Linked DNA regions of Mus musculus: region 2 is linked to region 1. The links are chromatin contacts, found by Hi-C or POLR2A ChIA-PET in ENCODE. All regions are on one chromosome and are shown on one strand. Each heading gives the region's core, a stretch centred on a gene start or an enhancer-like site at or near the end of the contact. The rest is flanking DNA. Distances are from core to core; before and after follow the strand shown.

Region 1 (5,487 bases), core at 1,556-4,055:
TGAACATCTTCTCATTGGTTTATTAACATTTATCTCAAAGATTTATTTTAATTAAACAACAACAACAACAACAACTTTTCTTTTGCCCAGCCGTGCTTTAATTCCAGCACTCAGGAGGCAAAGACATGTGGATCTCTGAGTTCAAGGCCAGCTGGTCTACAGAGCAAGTTCCAGGGCAGCTAGGGCTACACAGAAGAAACCCTGTCTCAACAAAAGAAAAGAAATGAACAAAAACCTTTTCTTCTGAGGTTTTTTGTTTGTTTGTTGTTGTTTGTTTTTTGAAACAGGGTTTCTCTGTGTAGCCCTGGCTGTCCTGGAACTCACTCTGCAGACCAGGCTGGCCTCGAACTGCCTGCCTCTGCCCCTCCAAGCACTGGGATTAAAAAAAAAAAAAAAAAAAAAAAGGTATGTGCCACCACTGCTTGTCGAGATTTTCTTGACTTTCATTTTATGTGTGTCTTTATCTTAATGTATATCTGTGGTTGCATTGCCAGAGGAGGCTCTAAGATGAGTCTGGAGTTACAGGTGGTCATGAGCCACCATCTAGGTTCTGGAATTGAACCTTGGTCCTTCCAAAGAACAGCCAGTATTCTTAACCCCTGAGCTATCTCAACAACCCCCTCTTTTCAAACTATGTGTATATTTGTGGATATGTGCATATGTAAGTGTGCGTTTCCTCCAAAGTACAGAAGAGGATATCAGATCCCCTGGAACTGGAGTTACGGTTGTTATAGTTATGGTTGTAAGCCACCTAAGATAGGTGCTGGAAGGCAGATCTCTCAGTTCGAGGCCAGCCTGGTCTACATAGTGAGTTCCAGGACAACCAGGGCTACACAGCCCTGTCTCAAAAAAACAAAATAAAAATGAAAATAAAATAAAATAAAATAAAATAAAAAAGACAGAGTTATTTTTTGACGGGCAGTGGTGGCACTTGAGAGGCAGAGGCAGGTGGATCTCTGAGTTCGAGGCCAGCCTGGTCTACAAAGTGAGTTCCAGGACAGCCAGGGCTAGACAGAGAAACCCTGTGTGTGTGGGGGGGGGGGAGCAGAGAAAAAAGATGGGTGCTGGATGCAAGAACAACATCCTCTTTTAATGACTCAGCTACCATCCCGCTAGCCCCACATTTGCATCTCTTGTCTGTTTCTTTCTTTCTTTGCTTATTTGAAATGTGGTCCAATAGTTTAGCTGGCCTGAGGGTAGCCTTGAACTCCTGATCTTCCTCTATTACCTAAGTGCTGCTATTACAGGTGTGTGCTGTTATGTGCATCTCTGTATATCTTAAAGAAGTTATATGCTGTACTCAGATTGTTTGTCCTGTTACTGTAATTTTTATTTTTTGGGAGAGACTCATGTAGCCCAGGCTGGCCTCAAAGTCATTATGTAGCTGAGGCTAGCCTTCTGTCCACAGTGATGGAATTACACAAGTACACCATTCCTGGCTGTCTGCTTTCCTTGCTGAGACTGTGTTATTACAAAGTTCTTAAGATGTCCGTAGAAATCTTTCCTTGTTAACTAGCATTTCTGGTTAGCATCTCTAGCTCTCCTTTGCTGTCTTGGGCCTCTGAACATGAACATGAACTGTAAGTAACAGTAGCTATGAGGAGCCCACCCCTGAGTTCCCAAATCACTCTTTCCAGACATTGCCCCAGGATGCTGCTTCTTTGTATTCAACATTAGGGAGTCCCTATTCTTCTCTTAGGCTAGCTCTATCCTTGTATCCCCAGGGGTTGCCACTCTCAACTAAGTATCCTAAGGCCATAATATCTGATTAGCGCCCAGTGGATTTCAGCACAACAAAAGTGGAGCATGACCTTGGCAAATATTTATTGACTAGATCATGCAGATTTAAGAAAACACCCCCTAGCAATCTTCCGCCAAGTGATGGGCATATATTCTGTCATCTTTGTTTTAGGTGGTGATGCCTGGCTCTAAAACGTCTCCTTTCACGCGAGTGGAAAGGAGTAATGTCAAGGGAACGGTGCCTGCCCTTGCAGTGACCCCTCTGTCTGACCTTTCCTTCTGCCTCTGTCCTGATTGATGGTTTTCCATTTTAAGGCCAGCCCCAGAGGAACTTGCTGATGGTCACGGCTATATATACTCCCTGTTCTTCATTACACAGGGAGGTAGTGATTCCAGATAACTGTGTGCTGGGAGGGTCAGCCTCTAGCACAGCATCCATTGTGCTGTCTTTGAGCCTTAGCTGCCTCACTTTGAACCTCATTTGAGGAGTGTATTGTCACCTGTGTTATGAAAGCAAAGATCTTGCCTTACTTAGCCTTTTCTTAAAAGAGTGTTTTGTCTGCTTTGTATCTGGTGAATTTTCCCCTTAGCTATCAAAGTGGCGTCGCTGTTGTTAGAATTTGGGGTCAGAAGGGAAGGTGTTGGTGATGCAGTTATGTAAACCCGAATCCACAGAGGAGTGGGGTGACTGCCATGTGCTGTCTACAACTGAATACTGGGAAGTGGTTCTGTATTCTTAGTTCCCTGGGCCTTCAGGGATCCTGGGACACTGTGGGGGAAGTGTCTAGTTTAATGTGGACCACTGACCCTGCATATAGGGCTTCTTATCCATGATCTACACACAGGGAATAGATGGTGGGAAGAGAGATGTCTGGGTTGTCTGAAACCCCACCTATTGGGAATGCAGAGGGCAAATGTCTGCTCCCAGATCTTAACCAACCAGGATAAGACCCATTGCCTGGCTTGCCGAGACTCAAAGCCAGGTTGGGCGTTGGCTGGGAAGCCTTTCTGGATCTTTGTAATGCTGATATGTGTAACCATTGTCTGATTGCCCAGGAGTTGTCCCTTTTTCGCTCTTTCTGGGCTGGAATGTGGTGCATTGTGCCTCCTGGTGGCAAGAAGCAGCAACCATCGTGGATGTCTGAAATCTTTCTTTCAAAAAAAATTTTTTTAATCCCCTTTTTATGTCGCTTGTCTCTGTCTACTCTTTTTCCCGCACCGATCTCCCCGCTCCAGTTCCCTAAGTAGTCATGAACAAGGCCTTCAAGTCTGACGAGAAGAGCAATAATATAACCTTTTATTTTGGGGTGGGGAGAGGTGGTTCGCTCCAACAGGCCAGTTGGACCTATCCTAACTGAAGATCCAGCTCATTTATTACTTGTGTCTTTGTAGAGAAACAATCTCAAGATTAACAGAAAAGAAATATTGGGCTGCCTGGATTTTTAATGCAGCTGTTTTATTTGCTATACGCTTGTAACAGGAGGAGAGTGTTGGTGAAGTTTCAACCCAATGTTTAGCTCATTTCTACCACGAAAAGTAGAGAGACCCAAAGGTCAGATATTTCTGCTTTTTAGAAAGTTGTCTCGGTTAAATGCTAAAGATAGTTCGCTTTGTGACAACCCTTTGCAAAAGGCCTGGGATCGCAGAGAGTTGTGGGTCTTTACGCTGACCGGAGTGTAGGAAACGGTTGGCAACATACTATGGGCTTTAAAAAGGAAATGCCGCTTTGCACCTCATCCACCTTTAAAAATGGCGTTAAAAATCGGAGAATTTAATATCTGTGCAGTTATTGCCTTTACATAATTTTAAAAGTTTGAGATGCAGGAGTCGGTGCCAGGGATGAAGTCACCGCTTGGATCAAATATTGATGCTCGGGGTCTGGCTCACCCCAGAGACTTAAAACTTTCTCCTGGGTCGCGACAGACCAGGCACAGAGACCAGCCCTGTAAAATGGGGCACGTGACTTCCCCGGGTGGTGCAGCCAAGTCCGGACAGAGGTGTGGGCTGGCTGGCTGTGGGCGGGGCCTACGGCGTGGGCGGGGCCGTCCTATAATTAGCCAGAGAAGCGCTTCTCCAGTGCGCATTGCTGCACCTCCAGGGCTGGAGAGCTTCCTTGATGCTCTGAGGACTGCATTCCTTTTCATCTCACTGGTTAGCCGGGAGTAGACAGAGGAGAAGGAGACTTCCTGCCGTAAGAGGCCGAAAACTGTAACTAAATATGCTGGGGACTATTACCATCACAGGTAAGACTGGTGACTCTTCTTCCTGCTGATGTGACTCTGGAAGAAGAGTCTCAAGAGGTGAGCCGTGTGGCTGGAATTTTATTAGCTTTCAATTATCTCTCCCTACACTTTCACCGGTGTAGGGAGAGATAATTGAATATGGAGAGCATTCCATAGCCCCTCGGAAACCAATGAACCGCACATTTTATTTTTATTTAAACCAAAATCTTCCTGGAAGCGCTCACGGGACAATGCATCTGGTTGGGAGCCTTATCCGGTCCCCTTAGAGAAGTGGGGGCTGTGCTGTTGAGAGAAGCCACAGCAGCTAGCGAGTTGAATCAGCATCAGATTCACTGTGGATAACCTGCCCTAGTCTAATTTTAAAAGTTCCTATGTCTGAGAAATTGTAAGCGTTCAGTGCTTCCTAGAGCTCATTAAATAAGAACGTTGAGTGAAGTCGTGTATCAGGCTAATATTTTAGTTTAGTTCTGTCATACGTGGTTAGTATTAGCCATAATACTAATACATAATACATAGTTACTAAACCTAAGGGAAGAAATGCCATTTAAGTATTAGTAAAAAAAAAAAAAAAAAAAAAAAAAAAGGTAGTGAAAATAATTATTTTTCCCATGCTTGTTTTCTAGGACTCTACTTGTGTGAGTTGTAATGTTATGCCAACTTCTAGAAGTGGGCAGTCTACGCCAGGCGTTCAGAATGCATTTGCAAATCCACTAACTTGGCGTTTGATAGATAGTCTGAGACTGGCTATATAGGAGAGTGCGTGTTTACGCTCACTTTCCCGTTTACGCTCTTAGAAAATTAAACTCCACTTGCTAACTTACATTTACAAAAGTGGCTCCGATTTAAATATTTAAGATGAATGCTGCCAAATCTGTTGTCTCAAAGTGGGGCGTAGACTTTCCAGGGCTTCCATATTTTTTCTCTGTGTGACTCTTCCCCCCAAAGCCGTGTCTCCCTGTGGAATTTTAAATGACTTCAAAAGTTTAGCAGAGCTAAAAATATCTCTCACTTCCTATAGTTTAGCTTGTTTATGCCGAGGGCTCTTTCATAGTCTGTCCCATCTGTCATGTCTCTAGTCTTTCTACTGCTGGCCAGGGTGGACATTTATGAAACCTACAAATTAAAGACGTTTTAAAAAAATGAATAGCATTCTTCTTCCAAGTTCATTAGGTGTTTTCTTTAAGATTTGTTTGTGATAATGTGTATATGTGTGTGCCAGTCAGTCCGTGTATGAGTACAGGTGCCCTCCAGAGTCAGAGATGTTGGATTCCCCTAGAGCCTATAGTTACAGCTTATAGTTTTAGTTGGGAACTGAACTTCTGGCCTCAGAAAGAGTTGTCTATTCTCTTATTCTCTTAACTGCTGCACCCTCTCTCCAGCCCGAGTCAGGGTGTCTGCATGGATGGATGGATGGATGAACAACACTTTGAATGGGTCCTCTGAGATCTCCCTCTCTCCTGGCATTTTTTTTGTGTGTGTGTGTGTATAAGGTGTTGTGTATTCC
Region 2 (5,487 bases), core at 975-3,474, 150 kb before region 1:
GGCCCTCACTCATGTCAGGTTGACAAAAAACTGACCATCACTAACTAAGCATCTATTATGTACCTGGCACAGCAACTCACTTAATGACAACACTTAAGAAACAGATTAGCATCATTGTCCTCTTTAAAAATATGCAAAAACTGATTGCAGGGATATTAGGTCACTTGTCTACAAGGTAGCAGAGCCAGACTTGGTGCAGGTTGCTCAGCGAGCAGAGCTAGCACACCAGTCAGTAACACTGTGCTGCTCTTGGCCTACTGTGCATCCACTTTCTGTAACTATAACAATATGCCTGAAACAATGAATTTACAGAAAGAAAGGGTTCTGTTTTTTTGCTTTGTTTCAAGCTCAGCATTTCAATGATTCCAATCCAGAAACCATTGAGCTGGTTGCTTTGGGCCAGAGAACAAAGACAAAAAGGAAGTCCAGGAACCTCAAAAACCCATCTGGGGTACACGCCACCAGTGACTCAAGGGTGTCCCACTAAGCTCTGTCTTCTCAAAATTGTACCACTTTCCATTACTAGCATCCTACAGGCCAGGGCCTTACAGACAGTCAGCATCTGAACAGCCTTGTTGTGACCATTGTTTTGCCAGCATAGGAAAAGGTCAGTCCTTAAAAGGCACTAGAGTCCTTCAATCTAGGAATGGGAACTGTCTTGGCAGCCACTGTGCATAGATGCTCATCATCTTGTTACTACATAGATGCTCATCATCTTGTTATTATAACAGATAACCTGACAAAAGCAACCCAAGGCAGAAAGGGAGGTTTATTTTGACTCTTGTTTCCATGGCACCGTCCATCATGGAGGGGAAGAAGGCAGTGAAGTATGAGACAGTTGGTGTATTAGTCAGGGTTCTCTAGAGTCACAGAACTTATGGGTCGTCTCTATATAGTAAGGGAATTTGTTATGGTGACTTAACAATCCAACTCCCCAACAATGATCAGCTGTGAATGGAAGTCCAAGGATGTAGCAGTTGCTCAGTCCCACAAGGCAAGCAGGAGGAGAAGAGAGAATCTTCCTTCTTCCAATGTCCCTATGTAGGTCTCCAGCAGAAGGTGTGGCCCAAATTAAAGCTGTGTACCTGGATCTGAGACTTGCTTTGTCCCAGATGACCTTGAACTCAGAGATCTCCTTGCCTTAGTCTCCTGGGATTCATAGCCGCTATGCCTCAAGATCTCCATGCCAAGATCCAGTTCAGACACTTGTATCTCCCAGCCTCAAGATCTGGATCACAGGTGAGCCTTCCAATTCTGGATTGTGGTAGTTCATTTAAGATATAGTCAAGTTGACAACCAGAAATAGCCATTACAATTGGGTTGCACTGGATCTGCAGGAAGTAGAAATGAGTACTAGTTAGTACTCAACTTGCTTTTTCCTTTATTGTTTAGTCTGAGACCTTCTACCCAGGGGATGGTGCCAGCCACATGTACGGTGAGTCCACCCCAATCAACCTGATCCAGGAAAGCCTGAACAGACATGCCCAAGGGTTTATTTCCTCAGACATGCTAGGTATAAAACTTCAGACAAAGGAGTCTGACTTCACCCAACCAGTCGCTCTGGAAACAAAGAGAGATTGTTGAAACTGCAGGGCCATAAGATCAAGGGGGCTTAGACTGGACCAGGGGACAGAGGTAGACATCAGGACCAGTTTGTGCCATATGCAATTGCCATATGCAATGGATGTCAACCTGTTGCCAAGGGCTCTGCCTCAGAATTGCCTAGGTTGCAAACAAAGAAACTTCTGTGCCTCAGGATAACCGATTGTTATAGAGCCAGGGAACCAGGTGGACAAGCTTGCCTGAGAGAGATGACCACACTGTGTGGGCTTTAGTGGTGGAATAGTTAGCATCCAAGAGGACTTCATCATCCCATTCTAACACATACTTTGTTCTTGCCCTTCTCTCTCCCTCCACTCCACTGCTGCCCTTCTCAAATTGCCCTTACCCTCCCCCTCCCCCCTCCCCCTCCCCTGAATGTCCTGCAGTTTAGAAAATGGAGATCATCAGAGGAGGAGCTTGAGGAAGCAAAGTGCAGAGAAGAGTGTACCCTGTTGCTCTCAGGCTACAGAGGAACTGGCCTAGCCCTGCAGGGCAGTTGGGGTCTCTGGGGCCAGATGCACAGGTGACAGCTGCTATGGAGTGAGGAGAGAGATGGAGTCAGAGCCATAGAAAAGTATCTATCTCCTTTGCAAAGGACTGTCCTCCCACCCAATGTCCCCTGCCCTGTAGAGACAGGAAGGACAACAAGGAGAGGAAGGGCCAACAGGAAGAAGGGAGGCAACAAAGGCCAGGACTCTAGCTAGGAACAGGGCTCTCGGCCATAGGACAGGAAGTAAAATACAGGAGTTTTCTATCAGGGCAGGATGTCCCCTTGCATTCCTTCAGGAAAGGGCCCCCCTGTGTCCTGTACAGGGTGAGAGATGGCATCCAGCCCCTGCCTCTGTGTGTGTGTGTGTGTGTATGTGTGTGTGTGTGTGTGTGTGTGTGTGTGTGTGTGTGTGCTTGAGCCCTAAAGGGCAAAAGAAGAGGTGTGGAGAGGGATCCAAATACATGCATTTTCAACGGTTAATTTTTCTTTTTCTCTTTCTGGAGACAGGGTTTGTGTAGCCACCACATAACTGAGGAGGCCCTGCACTCCTGATCCGCTGCCTCTACCTCAAAAGAACTAGGACTGCAGACTTGTGCCTCCATGGCCAGTTTAGGAGTTCTGTATTTAACCCTATGCTCAGTTTGAGCAAGAAAGAGGAAACTGGGTAAGTCCCCTGATAAGGAAGCAGCAGTTTGCAAAGGGTGATCTGGGAGGCCCTCCTGCGTGCTGAGGTGAACACTTGCATCATGGGAAATGGCAGTGAGCATGAGATTTATTCTCTCTCCCTCTTTCCCTCTCTCCCTCTTTTCCTTTCTCCCTCTTTTCCTCTCTTCCCTCTTTTCTTTCTCCATCTCCCTCTCCTTCTCCCTCTCCTTCTCCTTCTCCCTCTCCCTCTGTGTATGTGCATGTGCACATGTGTGAATCGAACCCAGGACCTTACACATACGAGGCAAGTGCTGTACCACTGAACTATACCCTCACACCTATCAGGCTTCTCTACTGCCCTCCAGCATTCAGACAGAAGTCTTAGTCAAACGCTAGGTGAAATCATATCCACTGGGCACTGCCTGTCCTCTTCTGCAGTCTCATGTAATGGTTGACTGCCACTTCACCCAGGAGCCCTTTAACACTGCTACAACTTCCTGAATTCAAACACCCCCTTACCCTTAACCTTACATTTATCCCTTACCTTACCCCTCCCCCTACACCTACAAATAAACCTACCCCTACTTCTACCCCAACCCTAACTCCTACCCCATCACTACCAGTACTCAAACATGGATCCCTACCAAAACAACCTGTACCCTCTGCCCCTTGTCCATACTGGCGCATACTGTCAGAGGACACCGGCAGTCTTATTTGTTCATGTTCATTTGAGTGTGTGGCTCCAATTCACTCATATCCACTTAAAGCACCTAGTCTCCTCAACAATATATAAACTGAAAACTGATGCCCTCGGGACATGTCCAGGTAGTTTTGTTCCTTCCTCGGTTGAACTGTCTTTTGTCAAATAGTATTGTCAAATGCCTCAGTGTCTGTACTGGACCACATGTGTCCCTAGCTCCATGGTCAAGTAGGATGAAAGGTATTTTATCTGATGTGAACTGGATGAAGAAGACTCTCTGTGCAGAGGACTCCGAAATGTCCTGCAGGTGTCCCACTACCATTCCCATTTTCTAGATCACTTTACTCCAGCCCCCCACCCCCGTATCCCTTTTTGTCCCAGGAGCCAGACCCTCCTGTGGCTGAAGCAGTCAGTCTCTCTAAACCCATCCTGCAAGAGACAAACAATAGCCCCTTGTGCAACTTCAGACAGTTCTTAGGTGCATTCTTTCCTCCAAATGGAAGATCTTGCTTTACATTTTCTTACTGTTACAAGTATATTTCCAGGGCTGTCAGAGAAGAGCATCAGATGCTCTTTCAGAGGACCCTGGTTTAATTCCCAGCACCTACATGGCAGCTTACAACTGTCTGTAACTCCAGTCTTGGTGGATCCGGCCTCCTCACACAGACATACACGCAGGCAAAACACCAATGTACATACATACATACATACATACATACATGCGTAATCTTTTAAAAAATCACAGTACTTTTCATTATTACTATAAATTATATATTAACTATGGAGAACCTAGAAAGGGAAGCAAATGGCCAGAAAAACTCATTCTTTTAAGTAAGAAAAGCCACCATTAACATTTCCTTTTAGACCTTTCTGTAATATACACAAAACGAGCATCTGTATGTCTTGATAAGATCACACCATGATGTATTTATATGCACGTAGCAATCTACTTGAATATAACACCTCACATCAATGGTTGCATTTCTGTGACATTATTTATTGTGTGCATGCATATATGTGTTCATGTGTGAGTGCACACGTTTGAGTGTACATGTATGCAGAAGCCAGAGGTCAACATTGGGTGTCTTCTGTAAACTCGACTTTTTATTTTTTGAGATGGACTCACTATGTAGCTCTGGCTTGCCTTGGAACCCTCCATATAGAATAGGCCGGCCTACCCAGTTGTTTGGCCAAATCCCTCTTATCTTTTGAGACAAGTTCTCTCATTAGGCCTAGAACTCACCAAAGTAACCAGCTTCGTTGGCCAGCAGACCCTAAGGATCCTTGTCTGCTCCTCCCCAGTGCTAGATTACAGGTACCCACCATCACACGTGGTTTCTCACATGGGCGCATTGATGAGCTGAACTCCCGTCCTCATGTTTGTGAGGGAAAGGCCTTTATCAACTGAGCCATCTTCCAAGGCCCTCACTAACAACACTTTAATGGCTGCACATGGTCCTTTGGTATGCCCTCACAGAGCTGCTTTAACTGAACCCCTGTGCCAAGGCCTTCATTACAAACAGGACTTTGACAATCCTTCCACTGTAAAAAATCATGACACCCCTCTAACACAAGCTGAGAAGGTACCAAAGATGTGCAGGTCCTGGGGTGGGCTTGGAGATGGTCAAGCCTACCATTCCCTTCTCACAGACATGCTTAGGCCAAAGGCTTTTGCTAGTCCTCTTTGGCTGCTGTAACAAAAGACCCCGAACATCCACACTCTAATGAGCTCAGCATCAAGCCTAGTCATTCAGAAAGTTTTTTCTATCCTTGCTGGCTGGAAAGCCCTAACCTGAGGGATCTCTGATGGGGATGCGAGCTTGGAGGGTTATCAGAGTCCCCGGTCTAGACCCTGAGTCTCACAGAGCTCTCAGGCTCTGAACTCGGGCCACCTGGGCATGGAAGGCGGGACCAGTAAAAAGAGAAAAGCAGAGCACGGTGTGCAGAGGCTCAGTGTCAGGGGGTGTTTCTGAGGAGGCCAGAAGTATCTGCGATGTAGCTTGTCACCAAGCAGAAAGTGGCAAAGGGCCAATAATTGAAGTGTGTGTGT

Evidence for each region. A loop is a pair of places that touch in the nucleus more often than their neighbours do. ChIA-PET counts read pairs that join two places held with the same protein, here RNA polymerase II (POLR2A).
Region 2: a loop to region 1 is called in a map of CH12.LX, with 2.5 times the contacts of the local background. The contact joins two enhancer-like sites. A Hi-C loop is called at or near these places in 1 of 37 maps with a recorded cell type or tissue (CH12.LX). POLR2A ChIA-PET finds 5 or more read pairs at or near these places in 1 of 5 experiments (embryonic stem cell).

What each region holds. Positions count from the first base shown.
Region 1 is chr10:4,330,727-4,336,213 of GRCm38, forward strand. The region is part of intron 2 of Akap12 (A kinase (PRKA) anchor protein (gravin) 12); the gene reads left to right. Among named protein-coding and RNA genes, the nearest start is that of Gm40592, 23 kb to the left of the region's middle. Within about 2 kb of position 2,806, at least 2 of the 3 ENCODE cell types and tissues checked have a DNase peak (open chromatin) inside an H3K27ac peak, as active enhancers do.
Region 2 is chr10:4,179,812-4,185,298 of GRCm38, forward strand. No RefSeq gene overlaps it. Among named protein-coding and RNA genes, the nearest start is that of Gm25369, 13 kb to the left of the region's middle. Within about 2 kb of position 2,225, at least 1 of the 3 ENCODE cell types and tissues checked has a DNase peak (open chromatin) inside an H3K27ac peak, as active enhancers do.